Linked DNA regions of Homo sapiens: region 2 is linked to region 1. A link is an interaction called in ENCODE POLR2A ChIA-PET data of the cell type or tissue named here. Cell type or tissue: Panc1. All regions are shown on one strand. Region 1 overlaps TASP1 (taspase 1). Region 2 overlaps TASP1 (taspase 1).

Region 1 (5,000 bases):
ATGGTTTTGTCTGACTTAATTTAAACAGGATGATATGTGGATGATTTTGAAAGAGAAGTATCCTGGGGAAAACATCATGAGAGAGGTAGCTTGTAGCTCTTTTAACCCATAAAGCTGGTGATTTAAATGCCACTAGGAGGCAAAGCCTTGCATTGGGGATTAAGGGCTGCTTTATATAGCAGAGCTCCACCAAAACTGAAGTAGTACCGGTGTTGGGCATATAAATTTACTTGTTCCAAATTCTTAAATACAACTTTCTGGAAAGCCTAGCCTCTAAGATTAAGTACAAATACATCCTGAAGGTTCTTATAATGCAATTAATCCATCATTTATGAAGTGCACACGTGCAGCTCATCCCTATCTAAGCCATTCTCCAATGTTGGAACAGGATCAATGGTGTGTACGTTTTCTCACATTGCATTTGTATGACATGATATGTTAAGAAGCCACTTGATGGAGAAGAATTGTGCCAAATCTCTGTGTCTATGTTTCACATGTTAAACCTACTCAGAATCTTATTTTAGTGTGTTGTTAATGTTTTCTGATGAGAATCTTTTCGTGGTCTGGGCATTTCTAGAAGTCCCACAAAGCCCTGGGCTTTGGCCTTCTAAAGAACATAAGCATTTTTCAATCAGTAGTTGAGGTTATAAACAGCTACTAGTCACTACCAAAGGAAAATGGTCATTACTGAAAGGCTAGAAGCTTCTCTAGATGGAAATAAGCTTGAGCTTGACCACACCGAGACTGTTATAGCCAGCGCTTTCACAGGCTCAGATGTGTCACTTCAGGCCACTCATTTACCCTGCGTGTTGCTGGAGTTCATGGTCTTCCTCATGTAATCATTACACCTGGAAAAATTCCAGTGCTATGAAGTAGCATTTCCCAGGTTTGCTGTGTTATTAGAATTATCTTTTAATACTCTTACCATAAACTTCAATTTTCAGTACATGGAAGAATTTCAATTAAGTACTCAAAATCAGGAGACACATTATAGACTTCCAGATATCACTGATGGTAAATGCTACTCTTTTACTGAGATTTTAAATTTTTCTATGTAACCGTATTTGAGCAAACTTTGTACTACTCTTTGCTGAGTTTTAATTATACATTAGGACTTAACTAATAACACATTTTGAAAGCTTTTTTGTGAGATAAAACTTACTCACAAATGTCTCTATTTATTTTAAAAAAAACTTATAATGATTTTGACCTTTTAAAATTTCTGATGGAAAAGCAGCTTGAGGAAGTTGTCAGGTACAGTGCGTGTTTGTTTTGTTCTGTTTGTTTTGATTGCCCTTTGAACATAGCAGATTTTGCCTTAAGTATATGTGTTTGGTGTAAATGGAAGTAGAGGCTTCTTCATGCCCCATCCTAAGATTTGCTTATGTTTTAGATAATCATGAGACAAGAAACAAATTGGACGTTTTAGACTAGTTTCACATCATGATAATACATTCTAATGAGGGACAATTAAAATATATGCTAAAATCAGAATGTCTTCATCTAAACAGGGAAGAAATTCTTCATATATATTGTAGGTTAACAGGGTAATCAAGATTTTTAGAGGCATTAAAAAATAGGAAATATATGAAAACAGGATCAAATTCAGAAGTTTCAGAAGGTGGTGAAAAATAGGTTGCCCTTCACTCAAGTTCCTTACTCAACTAGTTCCCTCTACAGGAGGAACCGTTGCTGCCAGTTGCTAAGATAGTCTTCCAGAGAGACTCTATGTACTTACAAGCATGTTCATACATGATCGTCTTTTATTTTATTTCACAAAAATGGCAGAACCATATCTATACATTATTCTCCACCTTACCTTTCTTTTTTTAGCCAAGCTATCTTGTAGACTAGTGTTTTTTTTTAAACTGCAGCATGTCACATTAATAAGTTCTAAATCAATTTAGTAAATCACAAGCAGAATTGTTAAAAAGCAATAAGTAGACTATAAAGAACCCAGTAGAAGAGATCAATACATTGTTAAGTAGAAGAGCAATTATTACTTTGTGAAATTTTAGTTATAAATAGATGTGTGTAGTAAATGACAATGTGTGGGGTTTTTTTTGTTGTTGTTTGTTTTGATTTGGTTTTGGATTTTACTGTGGCTTGTGATCAAAAAGTTTGAAAAACAGTGTAGTTGGTTCCATATCCATGTAGAGCTTCCTCATTTGTTTTTAATTGTTACATAGTATTTCATTGTATACAGTATCATAGTTATACATATGTCCAATAGGCAATTAATTGGTTTCCAGTTTCTTGCTGATTAAAGCTACTTTGATGAAGATTCTTATAAATATGTTATTTTATATATATAAAGGCATATCTGTGGAATAAATATCTAGAAATAGAATTGCTAGGTCAAAGAGTGTGTAATTTTGATAAATACAGTCAATCCTCATTATTCCTGGATTCTGTATTTGTTAATTTGCCTACTTGCTAACATTTATTTGTAATCCATGAATCAGCATTTCAGCACTCTCATAGTCACTTGTGGACATGCATGAACTGGTAAACATTTTGAGTCACCTCATGTGCACATTCCCAGCTGAGGTAAACAAGATGATGTTCTGCCTTCCTGTCTCAGCTCTGGTACTACAAATGTATCCATTTTGTGGCCTATTTTGTGCCATGTTTTCCACATTTTTGCACTTTTTAATGGTGATTTTGCCATTTAAAATTGCGCCAAGCATAGTACTGAAGTGCTGTCTGGTGTTTCAGAGTGCGAGAAGATGGTAGTGTCTCATGGGGAAAAATGTGCATTTTGGATAAGCTTCATTTAGGCAGAAATTATAGTGCTATTAGTGGTGAATTCATTGTTAATGAATCAACCATATGATACACCCAGATAAAAGAAGAGGAAACTCACTGATCTGTATGTGAGGCTGCTCCAGAAGGTGCTAAAGTAACATCTATATATGCAGCAATGGAAAAGATGGAAAAGCAGCTAAATTAGTAGATTCATGAAATGATGACCAATAAAAAAAGCATAGAGGACAGCATTATTGTGTAACTTGAAAGCCAAAGAAATTTATGGGCATGTTACCCAGCATCAGGAAAACGTTAAACCCTTCTTGGCTAGTGTTTATGCATATAATTATTTCTAAATAAATAAGTAAATAAATATTTTTAAAAGATTAAACATTGGGAGGCCGAGGCACGCGGATAACAAGGTCAGGAGAACGAGAGACCATCCTGGCTAACACAGTGAAACCCCGTCTCTACTAAAAACACAAAAAATTAGCCGGGCGTGGTGGTGGGCGCCTGTAGTCCGAGCTACTAGGGAGGCTGAGGCAGGAGAATGGCGTGAACCCGGGAGGCAGAGCTTGCAGTGAGCCGAGATCACACCACTGCACTCCAGCCTGGGTGACAGAGCGAGACTCTGTCAAAAAAAAAAAAAAAAAAGGTTAAACAGAAACACATATAAAATAAGGTTATTTGTTGATATGCTATTAAAAATGTTTTGACCAGAGATTTGCAGGAACTTAGCCCTGTATTTTCCCTACCTGTAGTGGCTCATTATTTGCTAATTCAGTGTTCATCAGCATTACAGAGCATAATTACCACGGATTAAGAGAATGTTCTTGCAGATGGCCATACTCCCACCACTGCTATATGAATCTGCTCTTTTCTCCACTCCCAGCTAACACGATGTTGTTTCAAACTTTTTGATATCTGAAACCTGGTAGTCTGATAATAGTCTGAAACCTGATAATGGTATCTTGTGATTTTAATTTGCGTTTATTTTAGTATGAGTAATGTAAATTATCTTTTCATATGTTTTAGAGCCATTCATATTCCCTTTTGTTCATATCCTTTTTGCATTTTCTTTGGATATTTGTCTCATTGATTTGTAGGAGATCTTTAAATATTAAGAAAATTAGCCTTTTGTTTATGCTATGAATTGCAAATATTTCCCCAAATTTGTCATTCATCTCTTGACTTTCATTTTTCTCCAAATGGCAAAAACAAACACTCTAAACAGGCCAGGTGCGGTGGCCCATTCCTGTAATCCCAGCACTTTGAAAAGCTGAGGTGGGCGGATCACCTGAGGTCAAGAGTTCGAAACCAGCCTGGCTGACATGGTGAAACCCTGTCTCTACTAAAAATACAAAAATTAGCCAGGCAGGAGAATCGAGAATCGCTTGAACCTGGGAGGTGGAGGGTGTAGTGAGCTGAGATTGTGCCACCGCACTCCAGCCTAGGTGACAGAGTAAAACTCTGTCTTAAAAAAAAAAAAAAAAAAAAAAGAAGGAAAACGCTATAAATACTTTTTAACTAGTCAAATATATTGATCTTGGCCATCTTTTGTGGTCTCTGGGTTTCGTTATGGTTTAAAAGCTTTCCTTAAGAGAGATTTAAAATGTTTTAAGAGTTATTTGGTGTTTGTGTTTGATGTTTCGTGTCTTTTGGTGTTTGTAAGGAATTTGGTCTTCTTAATGTGTAACAAGTACAAATCCTTATCTATACTGAGTAGATTTCAGAGTAATATAACAATGAAATACCACAGGCTTTGTGATCCCAGAGTCCAGCTTGAAATCCAGTCTGTGTGCCTAGTAAAATGACTTAAACCGTACTGCTTCCCTTCTCTGAGCCTCAGGTTCCCCATTTCTGCTTTGCTGAGTTCTGCTATGAAAGACAATGCCTGGCACATCTTAGATTCTAAGTGTTAGCTGCTCCTTGTCCTGCTTCCCTGAAGTCTTCCACTAAGAAATAATTTGTTAAATTAACTTGCATTATGCATGTACTACAAGTAATGAAATAATTTCTCTTAAAAGTGTTTTATAATTTAAATTCTAGACAATTTCTTCTGAGATTTTCAAGCTAGCGTGAATTAATAACTGAAAACTGATTTGAATTGTCATTATTAAAAAATGTGTCAGTACAATGCTTTGCCTTTTACTGTGGGATGGGATAAATGTTTGTGAAAACAGTGAAGAATGAAATTTTAGACATTGAGTTATTTTCTTTAAAAACTCCTAAACACTAGATCTAGAAATTTT
Region 2 (5,000 bases), 140 kb before region 1:
GAAGGTTATGTATGTATTTTCGTTGCATCAGGGCTTAGAAATGTAAGCATATATATTTGGGCATCTCCAGATGTACCCACTAATTTTGGATGGATCCAGGTATTCTGCTAGGTAATAATGCCAAATCTGAAGGCATTCACTTAATTGTAAACTGTTAATTTGAGTAACCAATCTTGTGACATTAACTGAGAACCCTGTTGGTCCAAGATAAATCTTAATGTTTTCTACTGAGAAGTCAACCATTTTTACATCTTATTATGTTTGAGTTTGCCAATTTTTACTAGTTAGTTATTGCAAATGGTATTGTAACATTCCAATTGTAAAATTTCTAATTTGGAGAAAAATTTTCAGGAATTTTTTAGCATGCAGTCATCTTACTACTTTGAGGTAAATCTGGAATTATGTCCATATGCAAGACTTTTTCTCAACTGCCTTACCATATTACCTATATTTATTGAATATGTAGGAGAAGATGACACTGTGAATTTTAAAAATAATTTTTCTGTTGTTAGCTTTTTAGTTGGAGAAGGAGCCTACAGATGGGCAGTAGATCATGGAATACCCTCTTGCCCTCCTAACATCATGACCACAAGTGAGTAAAAACTTAAAAAAAATTAAGCTATATGAGCATATATACCTAAAGTATAATATTGCTTCTGTTATGACCCATGTAGTACAGATATTTATGGAAGAATACTTATATGTTGAAAGATTTGTAGTTAAAAGCTACGTAGAAAGTTATTTCATTTTAAACCACCTTTGTATTCCTGAGGTCTTCTCACTGCTTCCTTATGCTTTTATAAAAGTATTACTAAAAGATCCCTTTTAGAGATTACTTAAAATAATTACTACTAATAAAGCATTAATACCACCCTTCAATGAGAGAGAGAGATGGAGAGAGAGAGAGAGAAGAAAATATAGGTCAATATTTAACAGTCCTTGAGCTGAGGGAAGGACTTTTTAGATACAAATGCAAGGGAAGGAAAAACAAAGGTGTGACTACATAGAGTTAAACTGAAAAACAGTTATCACAAATATGACAAAGGGATAAATATCCTTAATCTATGAAGAAATTTACCAAATTAAAAACAACACAAATACAAGTAATTGCCCAATATAAAAATGATCAAAAGTCCTAAGTAGATAATATAACATAACTGACAGGCAAATTCAAATTAAAATGAGTACATGTTAAATTTGTTCCCTTTTAACTTTTGAAAGATTTAAAACATATTACTCCTGGTAAGTGTTTGGTTAAATAATCATAGTACATTGTAAGTATAAATGTGAATTGGCAGAGATTTTAGAGGACAACTAAGTAGTACAGATAAAAAGCTTTAAAAGCCTTGTTCTGCTTCTGGGAACCTGTCACTGGAGATAGACAAAGATTTATGTAGAAGGGTGCTCAAGTGAGCATTATTAAGAATATACAAAATTTTGAAAAAAATCTTATACCCAACACAGGAATATGAGTAAATAAATGATCATATATTCTTATAATGAAATGTTATGAAGTAACTAGAAATTGTTATGAAGACTAATCTCTGATAATGATTGAATCTAATGACTTTAAAAGAGTGAAAAATGAAGTTATAAATATGTATATGTTTGTGTATATGTCTGTTTAAAAATATTTGCATAAAATGAGAAAGAAATATTAAAAACACTATTTTTTAAATAAAAATTTTATTTTTATCACTGAAATCTGTGAATATAATTTAAATAATCAAATGAAAAAGTGAGGATTAACTCCAAGGAAACCAACTTAGTTAAATAGGGTATAATTAGCCAGGTGTGGTCGTGCACTCCTGTACTCTCAGCTACTTGGGAGGTTGAGGCAGGAGAATCCTTTGAGCTTAGGAGTTTGAGGCTGCAGTGGGCTATGATTGCACCACTGTATTCCAGTTTGTGTGACAGAGCGAGACCTTGTGTCTAAAAAAAAATTATATTCAGAATGAATATTCATGTAATGCTGAAAGTTGTAATATAGGGAGGCTAGAGGGAAGAGAAATGTGTGTGTAGCAGTAGGGCTGAAATATGAGAGTTTTAAATTCCCATGATCCCTGTCACTAATTATGTCTTACAGTCTTTCCAATGGAACTTATTTTACAGTCCTTATATCAGGCAAACAAATTAGGTCATCTGTCAGTTCCCTTTTTTTCCCTTGGAGACAGGCCACCTGGCCCCTTCCAGTCTCGAGTCTTACTAGGTCTGCTGTGTGGCTGCCATCCTGGACTGTGCCTTGCTTCACCTTGTGATCTCCTTCGCCTCTCTCCAGTATCAGGTTCTCTGTTTCCTGGATCTCATGTGTTTTTCTTCCTTGTTTTATTCCTTATTCAGTACATACGAGACTGAAAATCAGTTTCCCTTAGGTTTTTGAGGAAATTGTTCTCTTATCATCTGGTTTCCAGTCTTGCTATTATTATGCAAGACTCACAAATATTGTGGTGTATTTTTTTCTCTTTGGAAGGAAGCTCTTAATTCCCATGTTTTGATGATCACAATGAAGCATCTTGGGGCATTTTTTTTTTAATTCTTTATGTTGAGTGCTCATTTTGCACATTAAGTCTGGACATTTATATGCTTCAGATTTGGAGAAATTAAAAGAAAATTTTGGGATAATTTCTTCCTTCACATTTTCTGTATTTTATTTTCCGAATACCTATTTTTTAAACACTTTTAATTTTAGGGGCACATGTACAGGTTTGTTATATAGGTAAACTCATGTCACAGGGGTTTGTTGTACAGACTATTTAGTCACCCAGGTATTAAGCTAAGTGCCCTTTAGTTATTTTTCCTGATCCTTTTCCCCCCTCCCACCCTTCACCCTCAGTTAGGCTCCACTGTCTTTTGTTCCTCTCTGTGTGTCCATGTGTTTCCATCATTTGGCTCCCACTTATAAGTGAGAGCATGCGGTATTTTTTGTTCCTGTGTTAGTTTGCTAAGGATAATGGCCATCTCCATCCATGCTCGTGCTAAAGACATGATCTTACTCTTTTTTATGGCTGCATAGTATTCCATGGTGTATATGTACCATATTTTCTTTATCCAGTCTACCATTGATGGGCATTTAGGTTGATTCCATGTATTTGCTGTTGTGAATAGTGCTGCAGTGAACAGATGCATGCATGTGTCTTTATGACAGAACAACTTGTATTCCTTTGGGTATATACTCAGTAACGGGGTTGCTAGGTCAAATGGTAGTTCTGTTTTTAGCTCTTTGATGAATTACCACACTGCTTTCCACAATGGCTGAACTAATTTACACTTCCACCAGCAGTGTGTAAGCACTTTTTCTCCGCAACCTCACCAGTGTCTTATCTTTTGACTTTTTAATAATAGCCATTCTGACTGGTGTGAGATAGTATCTCATTGTGGTTTTGATTTGCAGTTCTCTAATAATCAGTGATGTTATCTTCTTTCCCACCTTAACCCCGATAGCCACTAATATATTTTACATTTGTATAATTTTGTCATTTCAAGAATGTAATATAAATGGTATCATACAGACTGTAACCTTTTGGTATTTGCTTTTTTTTTTTTCCTTCCTCACTATAACTCTCTGGAGATAACATCCAGGTTGTGTTTATCAATAGCTTGTTTTTTTTTCATTCCTGAGTATTCATGGTATGGAGGTACTACTACTGTTTAGCCATTTACCCATTTATGTCTGGGTTGTTTCCAATTTTTGGCTATTATGAATAAAGCTTCTGTAAACATTCTTGTACTTTTTTTGTAGTTCTTTTTAAAATTATGGTAAAATACACATAACATAAAATTTACCATCTTAAATATTTTTAATGGTATAGTTCAGTAGCTTTAAATATTTTCTTATTGTTATGGAACTAACAGTACCATCAACTATAGAACCCTCTTCATCTCGTAACACCAAAGCTGTACCCATTAAGCAGTAACTCCCCATGTGCCTTCCATTTAGTCCCTGGCTAGTTCATTTTTGTCTCTATGAATTCTGCTTTTATAAGTGGAATCATAGAGTACTTGTCCTTTTGTAATTGGCTTATTTCACTTAGCATGACTTCTTCAAGGTTCATCCATGTTGTAGCATGTGTCAGAATTTCTTTTTAAGGCTGAATAGTGTTTCATTGTATGTATATACCACATTTTGTTTATCTACTCATCCACTGATGAATACGTGGGTTACACTACCTTTTGGTTGTCATGCATAATGCTACTGTGAACATGGCTATGCAAATATCTGTTTGAGTCCCTGCTGTCCATTTTTTTTGGGTACCCCGAAATGGAATTGCTGGATCACATGGTTATTCTATTTTTATTTTCTGAGAAGCCACCATATTGTCTGTTTTCCATAGTGGCTGCACCATTTCATGTTCTATCAACAGTGCACCAGGGTTCCAGTTTCTCCATACCCTTACCAATACTTGTTCTTTCCTTTACTTTTTAAAAAATAGTTGGCATCCTAATGGCTGTGAGTTGGTATTTCATTGTGATTTTGATTTGCATTTCCATAATGATTATGCTGTTAAAGTGTCTTTTTATGTGCTTATTGGCCATTTTTATATCTTTCTTAGAGAAATATATATCCTAGTCCTTTGCCTATTTTTCAATCAGGGTTTTTCTTGTTGAGATATAGGAATTCTTCATATGTTCTGGATGTTAACACTTATCCGATATGACTTGCAAATATCTTATCCCATTCCACGAGTTGCCTTTTCACTCCATTGATTGTGTCTTTCACTCCATTGTGTCTTTTAAATTTTTATCTATTTTTTTCTTTTATTGTCTGTGTTTTGGTGTTATATCCAACCTTTCCCCTATGTTGTTTTCTAAGAGATTTATAGTTTTAGCTCTTACACTTAGGTCTTTGATCCATTTTGAATTAATTTTTTTATATGGTATAAAGTGGGGGTCTAACTACATTCCTTTGCATGTGGTTGTCTAATCTTTCAAACACAGTTTGTTGAAGACTGTTGTTTCCCTATTGAATGGTGCTAGTACCCTCGTCAAATCGTTGACCATAT

The links. Peaks named below come from ENCODE experiments on the same cell type or tissue, not always from the same donor. Only the 100,000 strongest peaks of a DNase experiment are listed, where the experiment ranks them.
Region 2: POLR2A ChIA-PET joins it to region 1 with 5 read pairs; 2 of 35 experiments call an interaction of 5 or more read pairs at or near these places.

What each region holds. Positions count from the first base shown.
Region 1 is chr20:13,420,356-13,425,355 of GRCh38, reverse strand. The region is part of intron 12 of TASP1 (taspase 1); the gene reads left to right. Among named protein-coding and RNA genes, the nearest start is that of ISM1-AS1, 180 kb to the right of the region's middle. In Panc1, no CTCF peak of the experiment used is centred here; a DNase peak (open chromatin) is centred at 2,495.
Region 2 is chr20:13,565,099-13,570,098 of GRCh38, reverse strand. TASP1 (taspase 1) reads left to right here. Exons shown (of 14, transcript NM_017714.3): 7 at 513-592. Among named protein-coding and RNA genes, the nearest start is that of TASP1, 71 kb to the left of the region's middle. In Panc1, no CTCF peak of the experiment used is centred here; no DNase peak of the experiment used is centred here.